2 separate regions of the Homo sapiens genome follow, and region 2 is linked to region 1. Evidence: read pairs that join two places in POLR2A ChIA-PET (ENCODE). Cell type or tissue: K562. All regions are shown on one strand. Each heading gives the region's core, and the rest is flanking DNA. Links, peaks and the distances in the headings are about the cores only.

The links. Peaks named below come from ENCODE experiments on the same cell type or tissue, not always from the same donor. Only the 100,000 strongest peaks of a DNase experiment are listed, where the experiment ranks them.
Region 2: POLR2A ChIA-PET joins it to region 1 with 7 read pairs; 2 of 35 experiments call an interaction of 5 or more read pairs at or near these places.

What each region holds. Positions count from the first base shown.
Region 1 is chr7:74,361,783-74,366,782 of GRCh38, forward strand. CLIP2 (CAP-Gly domain containing linker protein 2) reads left to right here. Exons shown (of 17, transcript NM_003388.5): 8 at 2,473-2,533. Among named protein-coding and RNA genes, the nearest start is that of CLIP2, 75 kb to the left of the region's middle. RefSeq lists enhancers at 2,181-3,052, 3,053-3,922. In K562, for the core only: a CTCF peak has its summit at 2,477; DNase peaks (open chromatin) are centred at 2,479 and 3,779; H3K4me3 peaks cover 232 bases.
Region 2 is chr7:74,607,850-74,617,553 of GRCh38, forward strand. No RefSeq gene overlaps it. Among named protein-coding and RNA genes, the nearest start is that of MIR10525, 17 kb to the left of the region's middle. RefSeq lists enhancers at 8,994-9,559, 9,560-9,704. In K562, for the core only: no CTCF peak of the experiment used is centred there; a DNase peak (open chromatin) is centred at 4,752.

The DNA of each region.
Region 1 (5,000 bases), core at 1-5,000:
CTGTGCTGTGTGCTTCGCTGGTGTCATCGCTTTCAAGGCCAGATGCAGTGGTTCATGCCTGTAATCTCAGCACTTTGGGAGGCCGAGGCAGGCGGATCACCTGAGGTCAGGAGTTTGAGACCAGCCTGGCCAACGTGGTGAAACCCTGTCTCTACTAAAAATACAAAAATTAGCTGGGCATGGTGGCAGGTGCCTGTAATCCCAGCTACTCGGGAGGCTGAGGCAGGAGAATCGCTTGAACCCAGGAGGTGGAGGTTGCAGTGAACCGAGATCACACCACTACAGTACAGCTGGGTAACAGAGCGAGGCTCCGCCTCAAAAAAAAAAAAAAAAAGTCACAAGTGGGACCCATCTCCCCTGCAGCCCTCCAACCAAAGACACCAGGCGGTGGGGACTCTGGCCGACTTGGTCCTGGGTCACCTCCTTGTAGGACACAAAGCTGACAGTGGACAGAGGTTTGCCTTGGCCTGGGATCCTCTCTACCTCCTAGATGATGCCCAGATACCTACATCTCCCTCCCCTGTCCCCAGGCAGCAGCCAGCCCCCATCCCCAACACCCCCACTTGGGTCTGTTCTGTGGGCTTTCAGCTGGCACCTGCGCTCCATAAGCTGTTGTTACTGTCGGATTCAGGGAGATGAGGGTGTATTTATATTTGCCTGAGACAGCCATAGTGGCCTACACATCTGGTTCCCATGGCGATGTGCCTGACGCCAACAAACACAGATCTTTTTTTCTTTTTCTTTTCTTTTTTTTTTTTTTTTTTGTTTCTTTAGACAGAGTCTCGCTCTGTCACCCAGGCTGGAGTACAGTGGTGTGATCTCGGCTCACTGCAACCTCCACCTCCAGGTTCAAGCAATTCTCCTGCCTCAGCCTCCCAAGTAGCTGGGACTACAGGTGCGCATCACCATGCCTGGCTAATTTTTATATTTTTAGTAGAGACAGGGTTACACCATGTTGGCCAGGTTGGTCTTGAACTCCTGGACTCAAGTGATCCACCCGCCTCGGCCTCCCAAAGTGCTGGGATTATAGGCAGGAGCCACTGTGCTCAGCCACAAACACAAGGCATCATGGAGTTTTGTTCAGAAGGGGCCTGGGTGCAAGTCTCTGCATTGTCCTGTGCTTGCTGTGTGGCCTTCGGCAGGTCGCCTGCCCTCTCTGGGCCTCATTCCTCATTGCTATGCCGAGAGCTGTTAGGAGGCCCTAGGAAGAGCAGCTTTGAGCTTTTTTTTTTTTCCCCCAAGATGGAGTTTCGCTCTTGTTGCCCAGGCTGGAGTGCAATGGCACGATCTCAGCTCACCGCAACCTCTGCCTTTTGGGTTCAAGCCATTCTCCTGCCTCAGCCTCCTGAGTAGCTGAGATTACAGGGATGCGCCACCACGCCCCGCTAATTTTGTATTTTTAGTAGAGACAGTTTCTCCATGTTGGTCAGGCTGGTCTCAAACTCCCGACCTCAGGTGATCCGCCCACCTTGGCCTCCCAAAGTGTTGGGATTACGGGCGTGAGCCACTGCAACTGGCCCAGCCTTGAGTTCCTATGTGTGGCTGTAAGGTGGGGTGGGCCTGTGTCTCTCCCCTGCGCTGTCTTGACAGGTGTGTGACAGAGTGTGTCTCCCTGAGGGTAGCCCTGATGCCTGGGCATTCCACATCCAGGGGCAGCCCTGGGAGTGGGGATTGGGTCTCTGACCCCCAGTTTTGAGGCCTGTGATGAGAACAAGATCAACAGCAAAGGAAGCCCACTTTCCTTCTCTCCTTTCCTTCCTCCCCACAGGTTGTTCCTTGTGGTAGTGTCTGTTCCCCGCAGTGATGAAAACAGTGTTGTCAGCTGGGCGCGGAGGCTCACGCCTGTAATCCCAGCACTTTGGGAGGCTGAGGTGGGCAGATCACTTGAGGCCAGGAGTTCGAGACCAGCCTGGCCAACATGTTAAAACCCTGTCTCTACTAAAACTACAAAAATTTTTTATTGAGGTTGCATGCCCAGTGATGTATGCCTGTAATCCCAGCTACTCAGGAAGCTGAGGCAGGAGAATTGCTTGAACCGTGGAGGCAGAGGCCTCAGTGAGCCGAGATCACACCAATGCACTCCAGCCTGGGCAACAGAGCGAGACTCTGTCTCAAAAAAAAAAAAAAAAGGGAGGGAGGAAGGAAGGAAGGAAGGAAAGAAAGAAGGAAAGAAAACAGTGTTGTCACTCACATCCCCGGGCCACCCTGCCCTTTATTTTATTTCCCACCACCCTGGGGAGGAAGGGTGTTGCCTTAAACACTGCCATTCTGGAGTTATTGGTGGTTCTTCCTAGAGTGCAGGTCAGCAGGTTGGGAGGTCTAGAGCTTTCCAGGACTGTGGGACATTTTGATGGCCTCGCCTCTGGATTCTGGGCCATTCTCATGGCCTTGCCTCTCTCTGCTGTTGCTCATTCGGTGAATCCCGTTGCTCTGGGCAAAGCCAGGTCAGCCACCTCTTTCCCTCCCCTGCAGGAAGGTGGAGGATCTGCAGTTCCGCGTGGAGGAGGAGTCCATCACCAAGGGAGACCTGGAGGTAACAGTCAGAGGCCCCTTCCCTGGGCACACTTAGCACCGGTGCCTGGCCCTTGCTAGGGCAGATGGTTGTGAGGTCCAGCAGCACCTCTAGGCCCCCCCGGGGAAGGGGCTGGGGGGGAAAATGGGGAAGGATCAAAGGTCTGATGTCTGAGGTGTTAGTGGCTCAGCCCCAGGAGCCCCCCAGGGAAGCTGTGCTCCCCGTGTCAGCAGCTGGATGGGGTGGGCAGGACGAACCCAGGGCAGGGCAGATGGGGGGCTGGGCCCCAGGATAGAGTGGCTGAGGTCCCCTGTCCCTTCTTCTTAGGCAATAGCCCTAAAGGTGCCCCTTCGTTCATCTTGGATTCCAGGTAAAATTTTGGCTGAAAGTAGCTTGCTGAGTCACAGAATTTATAGGTAGGAAAACTGAGGCTCAGAGACCAAGGGAGCTGGGTATGGTGGCTCACACCTATAATCCCAGCACTTCAGGAAGCCAAGGCAGAGGATCACTTGAGCCCAGAAGTTCAAGACCAGCCTGGGCAACGTAGCAAGATCCCATCTCTACAAAAAATTTAAAAAGTTAGCCAAGCATGGTCATGTGCACCTGTGGTCCCAGCTACTCAGGGAGGCTGAGGCTAGAGGATCGCTTGAATCTGGGAGATGGAGGCTGCAGTGAGCTATGATTGCGCCTGTTTTTTGTTGTGTGTGTGTGTGTGTGTGTGTGTGTGTGTGTGTGTGTGTGTGTGTGTGTGTGTGTGACTGTCTCAAAAAAAAGAATGGATGTTGGGGCACAACCCAGCGTCAGAGCCTCAGCCCAGCTCAGCATGTTCTAATTAAGTTTCCCTCTTGGCCAAGGGGCAGGCCATGTGGTTGCTCCTGGCTGACTTTTCCATTGGCAGTTGCTCTCCTGCAGGGGTTGGATGGACTTCTGGGAAAAGCACCTGTATTTGCCAGGAACAGAGACCCCCCTGTGCCAGCTGCAGTCACCATGGGGGCTTACTGAAGGGCTGTAGGAAAGGTCACAGCCTCCAAGGGCAGGCATTTCAGGGGACTGGAGCCAGAAACAGCATCGGGAGCTAAGCCCATCCATGTGCCCCTTACTCAGGGTCTCCTTCCGATCTGTGTCTGAGGTCAGGCTCCTCCTGTCTGTTTCCCACTGTGTTTCTCGGCTCTGCTCTTCTCCCAGCCCCGCCCACTACCTACCAGCTGTCATTGAGAGAGGCTCTGATTGGTCCCAGGGATAGCCAATGGGCTGGCTGGCTCTGGATAGGGGTCCACCCCGGATCCAGCCGGCCCTGGCTGGGAGAGGCAGGGGGCGGGACAGACAGTGACAGCTAAGTCAGTCCAAAGGGCTGCAGAATTCCCCATGCAACGTTTTATTGTAGCAAACTGAATTGTGATCATATTCATGGCAACCAGAAGGCAAAATGACCAAAGTCCCACTCATCCCCTCATCCCCACCCTTTTTTTTCTTTTTTGGAGACAGGATCTCACTCTGTTGCCCAGGCTGGAGTACAGTGGCACCATCTGGGCTCACTGAAGCCTCCACTTCCTGGGCTCAAGTGATGCTTTGCCTCAGCCTCCCAAGTAGCTAGGACTACAGGCGTGTGCCACCACACCCAGCTAATTTTTGTATTTTTTTTTGTAGAGGCTGGGTCTCACTATGTTGCCCAGGCAGGGTCTCGCTATGTTGCCCAAGTGGGTCTCAAACTCCTAGGTTCAAGCAATCCTGCCTCAGCCTCCCAAAGGGCTGGGATTACATGCATGAGCCATCACATCTGGCCCCCACCCATCTTAAAAGTCAGAAATAAAAGCCAGAGCCCCTCCTTGACCTCCTGGCCCCCTCCGCTTTATCACCCCACCTCTCTGCCTGTCTTTATTGCAAAACCCCCAGAAGGTTATCAGGCTCATGGTCTTCCCTCCTGTCCACACTGCCCCAACTACACAATGAGATGCCCCCATTCCAACTCCCCAGCCTCCTCTGCTGGCGTCTCCTCCTTCCTAATCTCTGAACATTGTCCCATCCAAGGGCTCAGTCCCAGGTCCGTTCACCCCTTGTCCACACTCACCCTGAGAGCTTCCAGTCTGTGGCCTCCATGCCCTGGAATGAGCCCCTGTAAGATCCACAGTCTTCCCCAAGCTCCCTGTACCATGCCCATTTGACATCTCCACCCAATTGAGGAAGAAGCAAGCACCTGTATCAATTTCCTGGGGCTGCAATAATGCACAGCCACAAATGTGTGGCTTAAAACAGCACAAACATATGCTTTCGCAGTTCTGGAAGCCAGAAGTCTAAAATAAAGGCTGGGCGTGGTGGCTCACGCCTGTAATCCCAACACTTTGGGAGGCCAAAGCGGCGGATCACTTGAGGTCAGGAGTTTGAGACCAGCCTGGCCAACGTGGTGAAACACCGTCTCTACTGAAAATACAAAATTAGCTGGGCATGGTGACGGGCGCCTCTAATCCCAGCTACTCCGGAGGCTGAGGCA
Region 2 (9,704 bases), core at 2,781-7,780, 250 kb after region 1:
ACTTTGGGAGGCTGAGGCGGGCGGATCACGAGGTCAAGAGTTCAAGACCAGCCTGGCCAACATAGTGAAACCCCGTCTCTACTAAAAAATACAAAAATTAGCTGGGCGTGGTGACGGATGCCTGTAATCCCAGCTACTCGGGAGGCTGAGGCAGGAGAATCGCTTGAAACCAGAAGGTGGAGGTTGCAGTGAGTGGAGATCGCACCGCTGCACACGCCAGCCTGGGCAACAGAGCAAAACTCCATCTCAAAAAAAAAAAAAAGGCCGGGTGCGGTGGCTCACACCTGTAATCCCAGCACCTTGGGAGGCCGAGGTGGGTGGATCACAAGGTCAGGAGATCAAGACCATACTGGCTAGCATGGTAAAACCCCGTCTCTACTAAAAAACATACAAAAAATTAGCCGGGCACCTGTAGTCCCAGCTACTCGGGAGGCTGAGGCAGGAGAATGGTGTGAACCCAGGAGGCGGAGCTTGCAGTGAGCTGAGATCGTGCCACTGCACTCCAGCCTGGGTGAGAGAGCAATACTGCATCTCAAAAAAAAAAAAAAAAGAGACAAGGTCTCTTTGTGTGGCCCAGGCTGGAATGCAGTGGCTCGATCATAGCTCACTGAAGCCTGGAACTCCTGGGCTCAAGTGATCCCCCCGCCTCGCCTCCCAACTGGCTGGGACTTCAGGCACATGCCACCATGCCCAGCTAATTTTTCTTATTGTAAAGACAGAAGTTCACTATGTTGCCCAGGCTGGTCTTAAACTCCTGGCCTCAAGGGATCCTCTCACTTGGGACTCACAAAATGCTGGGATTACAGGTGTGAGCCATTGCACTTGGCCACTGCCCTGTAATTTTTAAATTTCATCATCTTCCTAAAACTCATGGCTGGGCATGATGGTGGGCACCTGTAGTACCAGCTACTAAGGAGACCAAGGTGGGAGGCTCACCTGAGCCCAGGGATTCAAGGCTGCAGTGAGCTATAATTGTGCCACTGTACTCCAGCCTGGGCGACAGAGCAAGACCCTATCTCAAGTAAATAAATATCATTTTATTAATATCAAGTATCATTCGTTCTTTTTTTTTTTTTTTTTTTTTTTTTTTTTGAGGTGGAGTCTATTCTGTCACCCAGGCTGGAGTGCAGTATCGGGATCTTGGCTCACTGCAACCTCCGTCTCCCAGGGTCAAGTGATTCTCCTGCGTCAGACCCCTAAGCAGCTGGGATAACAGGCTTGCGCCACCACGCCTGGCTAATTTTTGTATTTTTAGTAGAGACAGTGTTTCACCATGTTGGCCAGGCTGGTCTTGAACTCCTGACCTCAAGTGATCCACCCGTCTCAGCCATCCAAAGTGCTGGGATTACAGGCGTGAGCCACTGCACCCAGCCTACAATAACTTATTTTTTCTGTCATTATTTTCTGCTTCTCTGCCTGCTTTATGCTTTATGATGTCAAGGACTGTGTCCATTTTATCCACCGTTCTATCCTAGCGCCTACGTCCAGGACATACAAGGTACTCACTAAATGTGAGCGAGTTGGTGAAAGAATATAAACTACACCGGTCTCCTGGAAAATAAGAGGGCCCTTAAATCTTTTTTTTTTTTTTTTTTTTTGAGACAGGGTCTCACTCTGTCACCCAGCTGGAGTGCAGTGGCGCGCTCCTAGCTCACTGCAGCCTCCAATTCCCAGACTGAAGTGATCCTCCTTCCACAGCCTCCCAAAGCACTAGAATTACAGGCACATGCCACTGCACCCAGCTGCCTTAACTCTTTTTTTTTTTTTTTGAGACGGAGTTTCACTCTTGTTGCCCAGGCTGGAGTGCAATGGTGCAATCTTGGCTCACAGCAACCTCCACCTCCCAGGTTCAAGTGATTCTCCCGCCTCAGCCTCCCGAGTAGCTGGGATTACAGGTATGTGCCACCACGCCCGGCTAATTTTGTATTTTTTAGTAGAGATGGGGTTTCTCCATGTTGGTCAGGCTGGTCTCGAACTCCTGACCTCAGGTGATCTGCCTGCCTCAGCCTCCCAAAGTGCTGTGATTACAGGCAAGAGCCACCACGCCCGGCCTGCCTTAACTCTTTAAATCCTCCTGCTCCAGTGATTCCAGTAACCTCCTTCCCCCAACCTCAGCCCCAGAATCCATCTGTAGGGGAACTATGACTTGTGCCTCCATCAGTAGAATTTGCTTTCTCTATTTCTGGTCATAAATTGGAACTCCATAGAAATCCTATATTTATTTATTTATTTATTTATTTATTTATTTATTTTTTGAGACGGTGTCTTGCTCTATCACCCAGGCTGGAGTACAGTGGCACAATCTCAGCTCACTGCAACCTCCACCTCCCAGGTTCAAGCGATTCTCCTGCCTCAGCCTCCCGAGTAGCTGGGATTACAGGCACCCGCCACCACGCCCGGCTAATTTTTGTATTTTTAGTAGAGACAGTGTTTCACCATGTTGGCCAGGCTGGTCTTGAACTCCTGACCTCAAGGGATCCGCCCACCTCAGCCTCCCAAAGTGCTGGGATTACAGGCATGAGCCACCATGCCCGGCCCATTACGCAAGAACTTTTATGTGCTCTGTTAATCCTCACAGCCCTGCAAAGTAAATATTATTTCTTCATTTCACAAATGAAGAATCTGAGGTTCAGAAAGATGAAGGGCTGAGTCCAGGGTTACACAACTAGAAAAGATGAAGCACCAGGCTTGGCTTCAGAGGAGACCGCCAGACTGACTCAGGCGGCTGAGCACTGCCCCAGGCGAACCCCGCAACTTGGGGCTGGACAGAGCTTCTCTTTCGGTTTCCCTAATGTGTTTGAAAGAGAGTAACAGAGGTACATTTGAAAAGAAAAACAGAGGGCCGGGCGCGGTGGCTCACGCCTGTAATCCCAGCACTTTGAGAGGCCAAGGCTGGCAGATCATGAGGTCAGGAGATTGAGACCATCCTGGCTAACATGGTGAAACCCCGTCTCTACTAAAAATACAAAAAATTAGCCGGGCGTGGTGGCAGGCGCCTGTAGTCCCAGCTACTCGGGAGGCTGAGGCAGGAGAATGGTGGGAACCCGGGAGGCGGAGCTTGCAGTGAGCTGAGATCGTGCCACTGCACTCCAGCCTGGGCGACAGAGCAAGATTCCGTCTCAAAAAAAAAAAAAAAGAAGAAGAAAAGAAGAACAGAAATGGGTCCCGACGAGTCAGGTTTGCTCAGACCAGACCTCCCCTGCACAGGAAAGGGACATCAGGAAAGATCTCAGCTGCAAAGACCAGAGAAATACGCGCACACGCACACACACTCACACACACACATTGTGTACACACACATACACACAGGCACACACACTTTTTAATTTTTTTTTTTTAGTAGAGACAGGGTCTCACTATGTTGCAGGCTGGTCTCAAACTCCTTGACTTAAGCGATCCTCTCGCCTCAGCCTCCCAAAATGCTGGGATTACAGGCATGAACCTCTGTGCTCAGCCTGCTTTTAAAAAACAAAACAGGCCGGGTGCGGTGGCTCACGCCTGTAATCCCAGCACTTCGGGAGACCAAGGCGGGTGGATCACGAGGTCAGGAGATCGAGACCATCCTGGCTAACAGGGTGAAACCCCCGTCTCTACTAAAAATACAAAAAATAAGCTGGGTGTGGTGGCGGGCACCTGTAGTCCCAGCTACTCGGGAGGCTGAGGCAGGAGAATGGCGTGAACCCAGGAGGCAGAGCTTGCAGCGAGCCGAGATCGCGCCACTGCACTCCAGCCTGGGTGACAGAGCAAGACTCCATTTCAAAAAAATAAAATAAAATAAAAATAAATAAATAAATAAATAAACAAAACAAAACTGTTTTTGTGGGGATTTGTTTGTTCATATGTTTGTTGTTTTGAGACAGAGGTCTCGCCTTGTTGCCTAGGCTGGAGTGCAGTAGTGCAATCTCCACTCACTGCAACCTCCGCCTCCTGGGTTCAAGGGATTCTCCTGTCTCAGCCTCCCGAGTAGCTGAAACTACAGGCACCCACCACCCCACCTGGCTAATTTTTCTATTTTTAGTAGAGAGAGCGTTTAATCATGTTAGCCAGGCTGGTCTCGAACTCCTGACCTCAAGTGATCTGCCTGCCTCAGCCTCTCAAAGTGTTGGGATTACAGGCGGGAACCACTGCACCTGGCAAAAAAGAACCGTTAATTAGGGCTGGGTGCCGTGGCTCCCACTTGTAATCTCAGCACTTCAGGAGCCCAAGGTGGGAAGGAGGATTCCTTGAGGCCAGCAGTTCAAGAGCAGTCTGGGCAATGTAGCCAAATCCCATCTCTACAAAAAATAAATGAGCCAGGCGTGGTGGTGTGTGCCTGTAATCCCAGCTACTCGGGAGGCTGAAGCAGGAGGATCACTTGAGCCTGGGAGGTCGAGGCCGCAGTAAGCCATGATCACATCATTGCATTCCAGTCTGGATGACAGAGCAAGACTTTGTCTCAAAAACACATACCAAAAAAAAAAAAAAACCTGTCAATTAGAGGTGTTGCCACAATCCCAATAATAGCACAGTGCTTGACTCACAGATATTAAGAAGTTGGCACTTGAAAAATAAAACGAAGCAGTAAGAAGACATTCTCCTCCCCAGCTCTGACCTGCCCGTTCCTGCTTAAGCACAGCCATTCAAGCCTCCACTGCCTCCAGGAGGAAACCCACAGGCGTGAGTCTGGCATCGGAGACCTGGCCCCAATAGCTCACTTCTTCCCTGTCCCCCAGGGAGCCTTGGGTTCCAGCCAAACCAGGCCACCTCCCCCACTCACCAGTCTCAGATCATTCTAGAGCCTCTCACACCTCCAGGCCTTTTGCCTGGCTGGTTCTTGCCTTTCCTTTGCCTGGCCACGATCCAGCTGAAATGTCTTCTGTCCCTTGCAGCCTCCCCCAGCGGCCCAGGCCCAGCAGGCACTCTCAGAGCATGTCACACAATGTGTCATTGTCCCTGCAGAAATGGTTTATTGAACACACAGCTTGAAACACAAGCTCATGATACCGTCTAAATACCTCCCGAGCAAAAAGAATGTTCTTTTCTTTTTTTCTTTTCTTTTTTTATTCTTCCTTTTTTTGTGTGTGTGTGTGACAGGGTCTCACTCAGTTGCCCAGACTGGAGTGCAGTGGGGCCATCATAGCTCATTGCAGCCTCAACCTCCTGGGCTCAAGCCATCCTCCCACCTCAGCCTTCCAAGTAGCTGGGACTACAGACACACATCACTGTGCCCAGATTTTTTTTTTTAATGGAGTTTCACTCTTGTTGTCCAGGCTGGAGTGCAATGGCACGATCTCAGTTCACTGCAACCTCCGCCTCCCAGGTTCAAGTGATTCTCCTGCCTCAGCCTCCTGAGTAGCTGGGATTACAGGCACCCGCCACCACACCTGGCTAATTTTTGCATTTTTAGTAGAGACGGGGTTTCACCATGTTGGCCAGGCTGGTCTTGAACTCCTGACCTCAGGTGATCCTCCTGCCTCAGCCTCCCAAAGTGCTGGGATTACAGGCGTGAGCCACCGCACCCAGCCTTTTTTTTTTTTTTTTTTTTTAAGACAGAGTCTCACTCTCACTCTGTCACCCAGGCTGGAGTGCAGTGGCATAATCTTGGTTTACTGTGACCTCCACCTCCCAGGTTCAAGCGATTCTCCTGCCTCAGCCTCCCAAGTAGCTGGGATTACAGACACCTATCACCAGGCCCACCTAATTCTTGCATTTTTAGTAGAGACAGGATTTCACCATGTTGGCCAGGCTGGTCTCAAACTCCTGACCTCAAGTGATCTGCCTGCCTCAGCTTCCCAAAGTGCTGGAATTACAGGCATGAGCCACCACGCCTGGCCACAGCTAATTTTTTTTAATGTTTTGTAGACAGGAGTCTCACTATGTTCCCCAGTCTGGTCTCTAACTCCTGGCCTCAAGGGATCCTCCTGCCTTGGCCTCCCAAAGTGCTAGGATTCCAGGTGTGAGCCACCACCCCTGGCCCAGAATGCTCTTTTCTTCTTCATAGCCTTCAGGCTTCATGCTGAGAACAGAGTCTCACTCTGTCACCCAGGCTGGAGTGCAGTGGTGCGATCTTGGCACCCGCCTCCTGGGTTCAAGCAATTCTCCTGCCTCAGCCTCCCAAGTAGCTGGAACTACAGGCATGCACCACCATGCCTGGCTAATTTTTGTATTTTTATTTTATTTTATTTTATTTATTTATTTTTGGATATGGAGTCTTGCTCTGTCACCCAGGCTAGAGGACAGTGGTGCCATCTTGGCTCACTGCAACCTCCCCCTCCCGGGTTCAAGCGATTCTCCTGCTTCAGCCTCTCAAGTTGCTGGGATTACAAGTGCCTGCCACCTCGCCTGGCTAATTTTTGTGTTTTTAGTAGAGACGGGGTTTCACCATGTTGGCCAGGCTAGTCTCAAACTCCTGACCTCATGATCCACCTGCCTCAACCTCCCAAAGTGCTGGGATTACAGGCATGAGCCACCTCATCCGGCCGACCCCATCTCTAACATAAAAATTTTCTTAAACTGGTGGGGCCTTTGGGAGGAGATAAGGTGATGAGGGTGAAGCCTTCATGAATGGGATTAGTGCCCTTATAAAAGGGACCTGTTTAAGCTTGTTTGCCCATTCCACCATATGAGGACATGTGAGAAGGGACCATCTATGAGAAACGGTTCCCTTACCAGACACCAAATCTGCCAGCACTTTGACCTTGGACTTCCCAGCTTCCAGAACTGTCAGAAACCTGCCAGGCGCAATGGCTCACGTCTGTAATCCCAGCACTTAGGGAGGCCAAGGCGGGCAGATCACTTGAGGTCAGGAGTTCAAGACCAGCCTGGCCAACAGGGTGAAACCCTGTCTCTACTAAAATACAACAAAATTAGCTGGGTGTGGTGGCACACACCTGTAGTGCCAGCTACTCGAGAGGCTGAGGCAGGAGAATCGCTTGCACCTGGGAGGCAGAGATTGCAGTGAGCCAAGACTGAGCCACTGAACTCCAGCCTGGGCGACAAGGCGAGACTCTGTCTCAAAAAAAAAAAAAAAGAACTGTAAGAAGAAAACGCTTGTTGTTTATAAGTCACCCCCCAGTGTATGGTATTTTTGTTGTAACAACCCATATGGACTAAGATACTTGGGTTGGCTGTCAGGGCCAGGAAGTAAAAGTGACCATGTTGTCTTCCCAGGAGGCCATAAGCCCATTGCTAAGGGAAATAAGCCATCAAGAACAATTCAATGGCCGGGCACAGTGGCTCACGCCTGTAATCCCAACACTTTGGGAAGCCGAGGCGGGTGGATCACCTGAGGTCAGGAGTTCGAGACCAGCCTGGCCAACACAGTGAAATACCGTCTCTACTAAAAATACAAAAAAAAAAAAAAAAAAATTAGCCGGGCATGGTGGCAGGCAACTGTAATCCCAGCTACTTGGGAAGGTGAGACAGGAAAATCACTTGAACCCGGGAGGCAGAGGTTGCAGTGAGCCAAGATCAAGCCACTACACTCCAGCCTGGGTGACAAGAGTAAAACTCCGTCTCAAAAAAAAAAAGGAACAATTGTATAATCCCACTTATGTGATATATCTAGAAAAGGTAAATTCACACAGACAGAAAATAGAATAAAGGCAACTAGAGATCAGGAGAAGGGGATATGGAGAGTTAGCGTTTAATGGGTAAAGAGTTTCTGTTTGGGGCCGGGCGCAGTGGTTTACATCTATAATCCCAACATTTTGGGAGGCTGAGGCAGGTGGATCACTTGAGGTCAGAAGTTCAAAACCAGCCTGGCCAACATGGCGAAACCCGTCTCTATTAAAAAAAAAAAAAAAAGAAAAGAAAAAGAAAAAATTTGAGACTCTGTCTCAAAAAAATAAATAATTAATTTTTTTAAAAATACAAAAATTAGCCAGGCCTGGTGGCACATGCTTGTAATCCCAGCTAATGGAGAGGTTGAGGCATGAGAATTGCTTGACCCTGGGAGGTAGAGTTTACAGTGAGCTGAGATTGAGCCATTGTACTCCAGCCTGGGCAAGAGAGCAAGACTTCATCTCAAAAAAAAAGCAAGTGTAGAAGAAAGAGTGGAAGGCAGTGTAGAAATATAAGTAGTAATTATCTTTCAGTAGTGGGATTATGAGTGTTTTTATTTTTTCCTCATGCTTTTCTCTTTGTATACTTTTCTTTTTCCTTTTTTTTTTTTTACATTTTTCTAAAATTAGCACATATTACACTTCTAATCAGGCAAAAATCAATGAGCGTTTTTTGGTTTGTTTGTTTTTAGACAAGGTCTCATTCTGTCACTCAAGCTGGAGTTTGGTGGCATGATCATAGCTCACTGCAGCCTTGAACTCCTGACCTCAAGCGATCCTCCTGCCTTAGCCTCCCAAAGCACTGGGATTACAGGCGTGAGCCACCATGCCTGGCCAACTGTTGTTTTCCCATAGCACATATTGTGCTTTGAATCAGAGTTGGCTGATACATGTCTCTTTCCCTTTGTCTTCTCTCGCCCCGACCGTGCACTCAGCGCCTAGAAGGCAGAAGCCATCTATGACCGTGGGGACCAAAGTGACACTCTGGAAATAGGGCGCATAAGGAGAGAGAGTGTGTGTTTCAGCAGCTGCTGCAGACTGCACCATCTAACCCTGAGCTGCTGTCACCCAAGAAAAGTGAAACTCATTTCTTATTTAAGCCACGGTTTGCAGGAGCTGAATGCAATCCTGACTGATCACCATATGCTCCATTTTCATTAAGCTAGAAAATTAGCCAGCCATGGTGGTGCATGCCTGTGGTCCCAGCTACTCCGGAGGCTGAGGCTGGAGGATCACTTGAGCACAGCAGGTAGAGGGTGCTGTGAGCTATGATCGTGCCACTGTACTCCAGCCTGAACCACAGAGCAAGACTCTGTTTCATAAAAATAAAGAGAAAAGGTAGAAAAATTACGTGTGTATGTGTGATCACTTACATGAGCATAAAGATGCTGAAGGATACATATCTTGCCATTAACATTGATAGTCAATATCAAGGGATAAGATTAGAGACAATGGAGAGATTATGAGGTTTCTATTTTTTAATTAATTAATTAATTATTTATTTTGAGGTAGAATCTCGCTCTGTCACCCGGGCTGGAGTGCAGTGGTGTGATCTCCGCTCACTGCAACCTTTGCCTCCCAAGTTCAAGCGATTCTCCTGCCTGAGCCTCCCAACGGCGAAACTCAGTCTCTACTAAAAATACAAAATTAGCCGGGCGTGGTGGCAGAGTGTGGTAGGTGCAGGCCTAGGGAGACTGAGGACATGGAAGGTTCGGTGGAGTTTTCCAGTTTGAGCCCAGGCCACCAGATTCAGAGTTGCTCCAAATTCCTTGGTGCAAAGGGTCAGGCTCCAGTTCCATTAGCCTAATGCAGCAGGCATCCAGGAGACCGGCAGGGCCCTGCCTGGGGACATGAGACCCAGAGGGGCAAGTGCAGCCTGGCAGAGGAGCAGAGTGACAGCTGTGGCATGTGGCGCTGGCCCCAGGCTCCCCAGAGGTGTGCCCTGGCTCTCATGAGCAGACCCAGTTACCTGCCCTGCTCTGGGGCTCTGAGATGGTGGCTGGATCCCATCTTACATGCAGCTGAGCTGGGCTGGGGCACACAGGAGCCAGGCGTGTGCCCAGTAACAAACAAAACCATGTGGCCATGCTTGCACATGATCCATGTCTTCTTGGTCAGCAGCTCTTTGCTGCTCAGAGCCTTCATGGCGCCTGCCCTGTGAAG